2 separate regions of the Homo sapiens genome follow, and region 2 is linked to region 1. The links are chromatin loops, found by intact Hi-C in ENCODE. Cell type or tissue: sigmoid colon. All regions are shown on one strand. Each heading gives the region's core, and the rest is flanking DNA. Links, peaks and the distances in the headings are about the cores only. Region 1 overlaps FZD8 (frizzled class receptor 8). Region 2 has its middle 220 kb from the start of LINC02630.

Evidence for each region. A loop is a pair of places that touch in the nucleus more often than their neighbours do. Peaks named below come from ENCODE experiments on the same cell type or tissue, not always from the same donor. Only the 100,000 strongest peaks of a DNase experiment are listed, where the experiment ranks them.
Region 2: it touches region 1 in a loop (5-fold over the local background); 5 of 110 quality-filtered maps call a loop at or near these places.

The regions. Positions count from the first base shown.
Region 1 is chr10:35,633,193-35,638,546 of GRCh38, forward strand. It overlaps FZD8 (frizzled class receptor 8), which reads right to left. Exons shown (of 1, transcript NM_031866.3): 1 at 5,055-5,354. Among named protein-coding and RNA genes, the nearest start is that of MIR4683, 5.4 kb to the right of the region's middle. RefSeq lists enhancers at 3,262-5,122, 4,303-4,925. In sigmoid colon, for the core only: CTCF peaks have their summits at 2,496 (motif pointing right), 2,697, 5,088 and 5,287; a DNase peak (open chromatin) is centred at 2,532; H3K4me3 peaks cover 1,353 bases.
Region 2 is chr10:36,116,116-36,121,498 of GRCh38, forward strand. No RefSeq gene overlaps it. Among named protein-coding and RNA genes, the nearest start is that of LINC02630, 220 kb to the left of the region's middle. In sigmoid colon, for the core only: no CTCF peak of the experiment used is centred there; a DNase peak (open chromatin) is centred at 2,326; H3K27ac peaks cover 312 bases.

The DNA.
Region 1 (5,354 bases), core at 355-5,354:
TTTGGCCCCTCTCCCCATGTGAACTCAATCAGTAACAGAAGCCCATCTGACTAATAGAGGATTAGTCCTCTCTCACACTGCTATAAAGATACTCCCTGAGACAGGGTCATTGACAAAGGAAAGAGGAGTAATTGGCTCACAGCTCCGCGTGGCTGGGGAAGCCTCAGGAAACTTACAATCATGGTGGAAGGTGAAGGGGAAGCAGACACATCTTACACAGTCACAGGAGAGCGAAAGAGAGAAAGAGGGAAGTGCCAGACACTTACCAAACAAGACCACTTGAAAACTCACTCACTATCGGAACATCAAGGGGGGGAATCCGTCCCCATAATCCAGTCACCCCCCACTAGGTTCCTCCCTTGACATGTGGGGATTACAATTCAAAACGAGATTAGGGTGGGGACACAGAACCAAACCATATTACTCCCAGTCACTGTGCCTTCTCACTAAGCTAGAACACAGACTCTTAAATGTGGAATTTATTGGAACACGGTGGCTGTAGAAGGCAAAAGGCAGGTGAGCTGGCCTAAGTTGGCCAGGATCCCAAGAGGCAAGCCTTTCCACAGTGCTCCTCTTGTCTCTGAAGGATGGGCGTTCACATTTCCTGTGTAGGCCACCACCAAACTGTGAGAGAACTCTGCTATGATTCTGTAACCAGGTAAACACAGCCCTGGTAAGTTGCTGTATCAGCTATGAATGCATTTTTTTTTTTTTTTTTGAGATAGACTCTTTCTCTATTGCTCATGCTGGAGTGCAGTAGCAGATTCATAGCTTACTGCAGGCTTGAACTCTTGGACTCAAGCGATCCTTCTGTCTCAGTCTCCCAAGGGACTACAGGCATGCATTACCACACCTGGCTTTTTATTTTTTTATAGCGATGGAGTCTCATTATATTACCCAAGCTGGTCTAGAACTCCTGGCCTCTAGTGATCCTCCTATCTCGGCCTCCCAAAGTGTTGGGATTACAGATGTGAGCCACCACACCCAGCCTGAATGCACCTTGTGGTGGCCTCAGAGGTCTACACAGAAGAGTGGGACTGCTGGAAAAGATCTACAGAGACAGGAGTGACAAGTAGGCTTAGTGGCTTCTAGGCCCAGCTGTGCTCCTGACTGTGTGATGTTCAGTAAGCACAGTTGTTTTGGGCTTGTTTTCTAACCAGTGAAATGTGGGATGGTGTGCTAGAACTTCCTACCCTTCGGTGTGCCTGTGAAGCTTGGGGATCTTGTTAAAATGCAGTTTCTGATTCAGTAAGAGAGATCTGAGATTCCACATTTCCCTAATGCCACAGGTTCTTGCCCCTGCTCCTTGTTCATGGGCAGCAAGATTCTTGCCCCTGAGGCCTCTGAACTCTGTAAGTCCTCCAAGATCTTATGTGGTCCTTGGTCACAGTCTCCTCCTTCCCTCCTATCCCCACTAGACATTCCAGTCCTCAGAAACCTCATTTCTCTGCTCATCCCTTTTTTTTTTTGGCAAAGTCTTGCTCTGTCATCCAGGCTGGAGTGCAGTGGTGTGATCTCAGCTCACTGTAGCCTCCGCCTCCTGGATCAAGCGATTCACCTGCCTCAGCCTCCTGAGTAGCTGGGATTACAGGTGCCAGCCACCACATCCAGCTAATTTTTGTATTTTTAGTAGAGACAGAGTTTCACCATGTTGGCCATGCTGGTCTCAAACTCCTGACCTCAGGTGATCCGCCTGCCTCGTCCTCCCAAAGTGGTGGGACTACAGGCGTGAGCCACCGGTCCTGGTCCTGCTCATCCTTCTTTAAGATCCTGTTCTTCCTACATCTCAGTGCTGTGTCATCTTCCTTCCCGAGGGCTCCAGCATTCCAACGCAGATGCTCACCGACCTTGTTTTCCAGCGAAGTTTCTACTCCTTGGTGTGTTTCCATGAACACCTGGCTAGGTAAAACGAGATGGCCTGCGTCTTGCTCACCCTAACAGCACTCACGTGCAGTACTGACGGACATCCCCTGGACTCAGAGTTGACCTCTACATGAGAAATTGTAAAGCGGCACATTTAATTAAGCAAGCCAACCACATCCCACCTCAAAATACTCTTTATTATTCATCCTTTCTTCCATGAAAGCTTTGATATGGTGGATCTTTGGTGAGCATCCCATTCTTTAAATAAAAGTAACTCAGAAGCTAATTTAAAGAAGATATGCTCTTGGAATTTAACGCAGCTCTTGGAATTTAACGCAGCTTAATTACATTTTTAGCATAATGGTCATATGGAGGACTTAATGCAATTGAAGTTAATAAAAGTATTATCACTGTGCGGGAATGTCTTGCGGGTCCTTAAACTTCAGTGTGCACTGATGCAATTTTGGAGCGCTTCAGAGAAAGGATTCAGAATTATGAATACAAAATGTTTGCAGGTCCTCTGGGCGGAGGCTGTGCCTGTGCCTAGGCTAGCTCTCCATGTGCTATTTTTGAATGAATGAATTGAATGAAGGAACCTCCCTAACTTCCTGGTTCTGGGACCCCGTACTACCACCAGATGGCAGTATAGTATCAAATGTGGAAAGCGGATAGACACTTGCACTGATTTGCTTTTTATGTCTCAACAGAACGTTTGCACCTACACTTTAAATTGCATCCCGTGCTCTGCAACTGCTCCTGGTTTTCTTTTGGCAAGACAATCTCACTCTCTTTGCCCAAACTCTGAAGTATTACAGGCACCAGCAATGCGGTCAGTGCAGGTTAAGAAACTGTAATGTGCCATGGTTTACTCCTTAAACTTTCTTATCAACTTTTTTCCCTTCTGTTTCATGGTACTTTCAAATTGCATTTATTATAAAGCAAATAGAAAGTGTTTCACATAACTTCTCCCACAAGCAATTTTAATGAGCTTTGGCTTTAGTAATGGTTTTAATCATGTTAGACTTGATCTTCTAGCCACACAGCAACCACATCAACCCCTCTCCCAATTTGACAAGATTTTGAAAAACTAACACTTGTTTTATGTAATTAAAGACACACCTGTATAGCACACAGAGGTGTTCATTTGTCTAATGCAATTGGCCAGATAGAGACTCGTTTCTTTCTTCCACCCTAAAATCAATTTTGGGGTTTTGTTCCCTTAGTAGATACCATCTGAGTACTGGCAAATATGCAACTCAAGTTTTAGCTTTAAAGGCAAAGAACCAGCACTTATGTCTTAATACCATCTCTAAAATCAGTCTCTAGTGATGACAGATGCAGGTCTTTTTATTGAGAACTGTCCTCAGAATTTAAATTGGGTTTTTTGTCAAATAAGTTCGCTTAAACACACATACATCTTGAGTTATCGAATATAGCATTTTATAATGATATATTGAAGAATAAGGTAAAAAGCTTCAAAGCTGGACATTTTCCCACTGTGCTATATAGTTGAAAATGCGTCAATAATGACAATACTGCTACATGAGAAAGCCAACATGCTAACTTGTGTCTTGTAGCTTTCTCTCCATCCTTCATATGTGGTAAAGACTCTGGGATCTGCTCTCAAAATTCTACTTTATAACTGAATATAAAAAGTTTATGGCTGGCATATGTATACTATACATGAGTCAACACGTGGGTTAGATGTAGGCCACTGATAGGTACCTAAGTTACAAAATAATTCTTTAATGAGTAAAACTACTGGAGAGGTGAACACTTTTACAGTGTCTCTGGCTTTAAAAAATAAGATTGGCATGATAGCTAAAGCAGGGGTTCTAATTGCATAACTTAATTAACACCGAGACTTACTCTGAAAAGGATCTGCAAAATGTTACTACTATGGAGATCCTATGCGAAGCCTCTTACATGAGAAAGATCGGCCAAGAAAGTAGCGTCCACTCTATTAAAATTTTTTTTAGCCACTAAAGATTCCTATTAGGTAAAGTAAGGAGAACAAACATTTTAGCAGGATGTGCAGAACAAAGCCCCTCCCATCCCACAATGATTGATGCCCCATCATTAGCAGGGTAGCTGCCCATTTCTTATCTTGATTGACAGGTTAATAAGGGACCTGGGGCTATCTTTTCAGTATTAACACACAATCTTACCAATTACTTTTAAATTATTGCTAATCTGTCAGAAAATAACAAGCATAAGGAATAAAAATATCCGCGAAACAGAAACGTCTGCTGAAGCAGCTTTTACTTCCGGTGCCTTAAAAGGTTCAGTTAGAAAACTTGCTAGAATTTAGTCAATAGAATTTAGGCACCGGCAATTTTTTTAAAGAAAAACTTGTAGTTTATAATAGTTCATTGGTTCAATTAGGAGCGAAAAAGAAGGGAGTTTTGTAATGCAATTGTCCAGCAAAGGAAAACGCTTTAAATTGGGGGATTATGTGCGCAGACCACCTGTGGGGCATTCAGAGCCCTTTTCTATAAAGCTTCAACCCATGCCTAGCTGCCTGCAGGCTGGCTAACAATGCCGGGAAAAGCTGTTTAAAAGGCTGAGCACTTGTGCCTCCGGTCTTCACTAACTGTTACAAGTCTTCCTCTCTCGCGCTCTCTCTCCTTTTTAAAGTAAAAGTCCCACATCCCTTTAATGGAAGAACTTTAAGGCTCCGCGGTGGCCAATTGGTCTGCACTAAGAGGAGATAGGCAGCAGGGAAAGAAACTTCAGACTATACAGCACATTTGCAGAGGAGAAAAGATCAAAGTTTTTCAAACTCAAAAGACCAAGTTCCCTACAGATTAACCCTATTCATTTAGCTCCTCTTAAAGGAATGATGTGCTGAGCCACTGGGCAGACAGGTAAAAAGTTCAACAATTGCCGAAGCATTCTTCTGCTAATTCAACAGCCTTCTGCTCAAATAAATTAGCTTAGTCTTGACAGAGGAACAATAGCTTTTTCTCTAGGAAAAGCAGCACATTTGGTATACACAAGCACTGAAGGTTATTAAGATGTTAACCCGTTAGTTTAATCCATTGAAGAGCGCCTGCTCCCCTACCAGATTGTCAAGTGACTTCTACTGTAAAGGGTGAGCTATGGTTTAAAACATTAACCTCTACACCTCAGCAATGCGTTCCCTCCCTGGAACACCAGGTGCTTTCAAAATCACGGACTCCAGAAATGAATGCAGGGTTTTGAAACCTTTAGTGATACCATGCAGGATAAATAACAAGGCCTAAGGGGAATTACTGCCTTGCAGAAGTTCCATTTACATCCACTAAAGTGAGAGTTGTTATCCATGGATCAGAAAAGAGCTCCCATGAAAAACACCGTCTTTGGGGAAGGTGCAAAAACTCAATTTTGATTTCAGTTCAACAATGATATTTACTTGGCTAACAACTTAAGAACTAGAGTTTAACAAGTAATTTTCTCCATGCCTAAGGTCAGTGTACAGAATGACAAGCCAGAAAATGTCCATTTTCCCC
Region 2 (5,383 bases), core at 122-5,121, 480 kb after region 1:
ATCTCATAAATAATACTTAATCTTAATGGTTCTAGACATAGAGCCTGGCCATACTTATTCAAATATGAATTCAGTGTGAGTTTGAGAGTGGGAGTGTGAAAAACATGGGCCTATTTTATATGTGTTACTGGTGAGCTTGCCAGATTCAGCAAATAAAAATAGAGAATGCGCAGTTTGATTTGAATTTCAGATAAACATTGAATAATTTTTTCGTATAAGTATGTCATGTGCAATGCTTAGGACATGCTTGTACTAAAAAAATATTTATTGTGTATCTGAAATTCAAATTTAGCTGGCATCATGCATTTATTTGGCAGCTCCAATTACAGGACATGCAGGAAATTTTTACCAGTTCCACTTTAATCAAAGCATTTTACTTGACTTGTAACCAATCACCTATGAAACCATTTCGTATAGTTCTAATCACAGTGAAGTCACACAGAACAAGCAATCTAGCCCTTGTGGCTGAGACATTTAACCCAATTCACTAAACCTCCCGGCCTACTTTTTCACTTAAAAATTCACTTTGTCTAAGATATTTATAGAAGAGATCCATTCTAATTTCCTTTACCTCTTGAGTATACAGTTCGTAATTCCTCCAGCAGAGATTTATCAGCTTTCTAATACAGTTCTGGGGGAAATCCCCAGTGCCGAAGGGGTTCACTTCTCCAACATAAGTTGTCTCAACTATCTTAATCTGTAGACCAATTTGCTCTACAGCCCCCTACGGAAGGAACTTGTGGATTTTGGCAGTGTTTACCTTTCCTACAAACAAATTCGACATTTTCCAGACCGGCTGGCTCTTAAAAATCACTTGAGGGCTGGGGAAAAGCTGCCTCTAGGCTGCTGCAGAATGCTCCCCACTCTGTTCTAGGAAAATCTTTGTGCCCCTCACAGCTGCTCGTGGATAATCTATGGAGTCATGATTATTTAGAATCTGTGGAGAGGCTGTGCAGTTCCTGGAGTTAAGTTATTTTCAATAAGGAGAGCGGGAGAATCTGTCAAATAAAAAGATAAAATGTTCTGGCCTTATTTAATAGTAGTACAGACTTTTCCACAGGGAAAGGAGAAAAGAACAAATTTATATTTTGTTTTCTCATAGAGGCAAAATGTTTTTAGAAATGTCATTTTACACACACAACAACAACATTTAGTATATCACGTGCTTGCACACTGCTAGCTTTCTCTTAGTGTGGTTAGTCATCTTTGTTTGGGAAGCCTGAATTGGTATCATTATCCTTTTTCATTTGTTAAGATCATCCACTACTCTTTAGTTCCCCAGCCACCCCTCCCTGTCCCTGAGATAAAAACCCATTTAGCATCCTGGGGCAGCCGTCGTAAACTTCTCACACGAAAGAAACTTTCTTTGCAGGCACTAAGTAGAAGCTGACATCACTGTTAATCAAGGCGTTCCAATTTATGTTTTACAGAAAGAAGGTGCAATGCATGTGCTTGTTAGGGTTTCCTCACATCTGCCCTTTCATTTCTAAAGATTCTGAGATTTAATTGAATATTCTCCTCGTTCTGTCAGCTGTGAGACTGGAATTTTGTTTATCAAGATTAGCTTGATCTGGAAAGTATAATTTACATTTATACATTTATTTCCCCATGATATATTTTAATGCTATGTCTGGTGAATTAAAAGCTTTGTATTTAGTTAATTAAAGTGTTGTTTTCCTTTAGGTAGCAACTTTGTTATCTTCATTGCTTTAAACCTGAAGAGTTAAGATCTTAGCCTCTCAGCCCTTCCTTCTCCTCCTTGCCACACCCCCGTCCCAGCCAGTGTAGACCATGGTACTCACGGATCTCTTCCGGGTCCACTTCTGATGAATTTGGGGGAATGTCACTTTTCCAGCCAGTGTAGTCCATGGTACTCACAGATCTCTTCCTGGGAGCTTCCGCTTCCGATAAATTTGGGGGAATGTAACTTTGCTCCAATTGGTTTCTTGTCTCTTCTGTTTTCTCTTCCTACATTAAGGGTTTTTTTTTTGTTGTTGTTGTTTGTTTTTATTTCTGTTTGTTTGTTTGTTTGTGTGTTGGTTTTTAAATTTAAAGCCCTCTATCAAATGTCTGTTACCATTTAGCCTAAGTTTGGGGTGTGCTGAGATTCCCTCCTCTTTTTGATTCCCACCCTTTCTCTGCAACTCTGCTTGGGAATAACTGTATCCTTCCTCTTCCAAGTCTCTGCTTTGTTATATTATTCCTTTCCTTCTTCGTTCCCTCCTGTTTGCTCAGAAGAGCTGCTAACAATGAAATTTACTGTTCTGATTCTTCTGCTTATTTTTGCCACACAGGCCAGGTCCTGGCACCACTTTGCTCTGTCACCTCGACTAGATTGATTATGGGGTGGGAGTGGGGCTTTGACCGATTCGTAATTCACTACTAGAGGCTTTCCAAACTGTTGGAAGCAAACCTCTAACACTTTGATTTAATGCTTCAGAATGAACTTGAATCTTGGCCAAACTCACCAATTATTTGGCTCAAACGCATAAACCTGAGTTGCATTTAGCCTTATGCTCCTCCGTCCCATGAGCCCTGGAGTAGAATTCTCTTTGCGGGTGAAAGCCAGAGTTCATTTGCAGTGGGGAGTCAGGGTAGCTCCTTTTTATGGTTTGTGGTAAAGGCCAAGGGTGGGCGTGTGAGAAAGGGATGCTGGAGATCCTTCTCTTCCCTTCGTCTTACACAGAACCCCTCATTCTATTTCTCATCTTAAACAAAGCCTATCTGCACTTAAAGTTTTAGATTTGGGTTTTAAAATGATTGCCATTGAAGTTATGCAAACGTTTTAGTTTGTTCCATGGTTTTGATCATTTTTACAAACATAGTACAAGATATACCTTTAAGTTTTGTGTTTATTGGATAATACAGTTGGCCTTCTGTATTCCTGGGGTCTGCATCTATGGAATGAACCAAACTATGATAAAAAATGTTCAGAAAAGGAATTGCATGTGTACTAAACATATACAGACTTTTTGTCTTTATTGTCATTATTCTCTAAACAATGTAGTATAACAACTATTTACATACCATTTACATTGTATTAGGTAGTATAAGTAATCTAGAGATGATCGAAAGTATACAGGAGGATGTGTGTAGGTTGCATGCAAATACTACATCATTTTATATCCAGGACTTGAGCATTTGCAGATTTTCATATCTCCCGACGTCGTGGAAGCAATCCCTCACAGATACATAGGGACAAATGTATATGCTTTGATATCACACAGCTTACAATGAAAGTAACACTTCCATTACCACTCAGGTAATTGACTCTCTTGAAAACTGAACTGTGTCCTCCTCTTACAGGTACATAGAAACTTAGAGTTTAGAATCCATCCTCAGGTACTATAGCACCCCTAACATCAAATATCGTTGTAGTGTTTTTTATGACAACATTTTTTGCCCGTGGAAAATGTGCCATGATGACTATAACCATCAAAGGGGCTGTCCCAGAAGGCACATGTCAGGTCTGCATAAACTGAGAGAGTCCAACTTCTCGCTGGTTCATGTCTGAGGCCACGGCAACTACTTTCTGCCAAATAAGTCAGCCGGGACATTCTGGCAGCTTGGAAGGGATTTTTATGTGGATGGATATTAGCAGCTTCCCAGACACAATTAAATCAGGCCAGAAACCATATTAGACACTTTTGCCAAATTTTTATTAAATCAAAGTAAACTAGGTCACTGCTTATTCCTTAACATTATTTTGGTAAAACTTAACCTAAGTCAAAGATTAGAAGAAAAACTTTGTCTCCCTCTCCCCACTGGCACTGCCTTTGTTCTAACAAAATAACATTGATTTTGGATTCACCAGGATCACAAGTTGCTTCTTAATCCAACTGAAAATAATCCTGAACTGATTTTGCAATTTGTTTCCAGAATAGGTTTTACAAAAGCCATGAATTTCCACAGAGAGATTCAGCTTCTCTATATAAATGCTTTGGCTCATGTGTAGAAATTGGCATCTTTTTTTTTTTTTTTTTGGCAACAAGTCACCTAAACAACCTGGCCCAATGTGGAAACAAGTCAAATAAGAAAAACAAGCTAAAATGTTGCTTTCACTGTGAAAAACACATATTTCTAATTCCAATAGAAAGAGACCTTTATATATGATATGCACTGTGCACAAAATATTGAAACTCTACAAAAGCTACTACTGAGACATTGTGGCTTCAAGAATTTTGATTTATTTGTTGCACAATGCAAGAGTGTGAAAATGATTATGGAGCATCATTTGTAAATGTTGGCTATGTTAATCTTGGGTGTAAAGTCGGTGTTGCCGCGAAAGAAAGCCAGGCCTGGCACGAAGCAGTTTATTCTACCCACAGGTTACAGCAGGGCCATCACTGCATCCCATGCAGGGCCGCAGGACACCAGATTTTGGTCAGTGTCAGAAGACAGGAGCAAGGGCAAAGCATAGCCTGGACTCTTTACTGGGATTTCCATGGAAAAGGCAAGGCCGGGCAAGGTAAAGGGATTAGAATTGACTAGTTTAAATAGTACTGGGGTTTTGGCTAGAGGGGTGTCTCTAGTTGCCTTGTACCAGGCTCTGGGAGGATTCAGGGCAGGGAATACATTATTGGCTTTGTGTATGAGAGTTAGATAACGGGTTGGTGGAGTCTAAAAAACTCAGGACTGGCTGGTTTGTATGTGACAGACATGCTCCCAGCCCGGGCTTTTGCTTTAAGAAAGGGTTAGCCCTGGGAGAGGCAATCTCTCTCCTGCCAGGAAGGCTTTTAATATGTCAAGGTTTCACAAAATACAGAAAACAAAACACATGATTAATGCAGCATCTCTAGTAACTTTCACAGTATTTTCAGGGCTACAAATGCTGGAAGACTTCGTCTTTATATTTCCCAATCCCAAGCCATATGGAACAAGGGCATGAAATTCTGACTATGCAAAAGCAAGAAAAGGTCATCTTTTAAAACATTTTTTCATAAGGTAGGAGCGTCTAAGATCCTAAGGACACATGAGGGTGAGGAATCAAGTCCATGAAGACACTGCTGCACTGTTGTATCCACTGATCAACTTAAAATATTACCAGTAATTTTAAAGCCTCCTTGTGTTCCCATCCTTAAAAAGATCCTTATCTGTACTCCCAGAGAAAACTGACTTCTTTATTTATCTTTCCTTGATTTTTAAAAAATATGTTACCTAGTATGATTGAATCCTTAAATAATGTGTTATTTAGCTTTGCATAGTTTTGAACTTTATAGAAAATGAAGCATAAAATACGTGTTCTTTGCCCATGTGCTTTTTTCCCCTCTCCATTCTGTCTTGAGACTCACTCATGTTGATGAACCTGGATGTCAATTCATTTTCAATGGGCTGTGATATTTCATTATAAAAATACATCGAACTTGATTATATGAAAATTTTT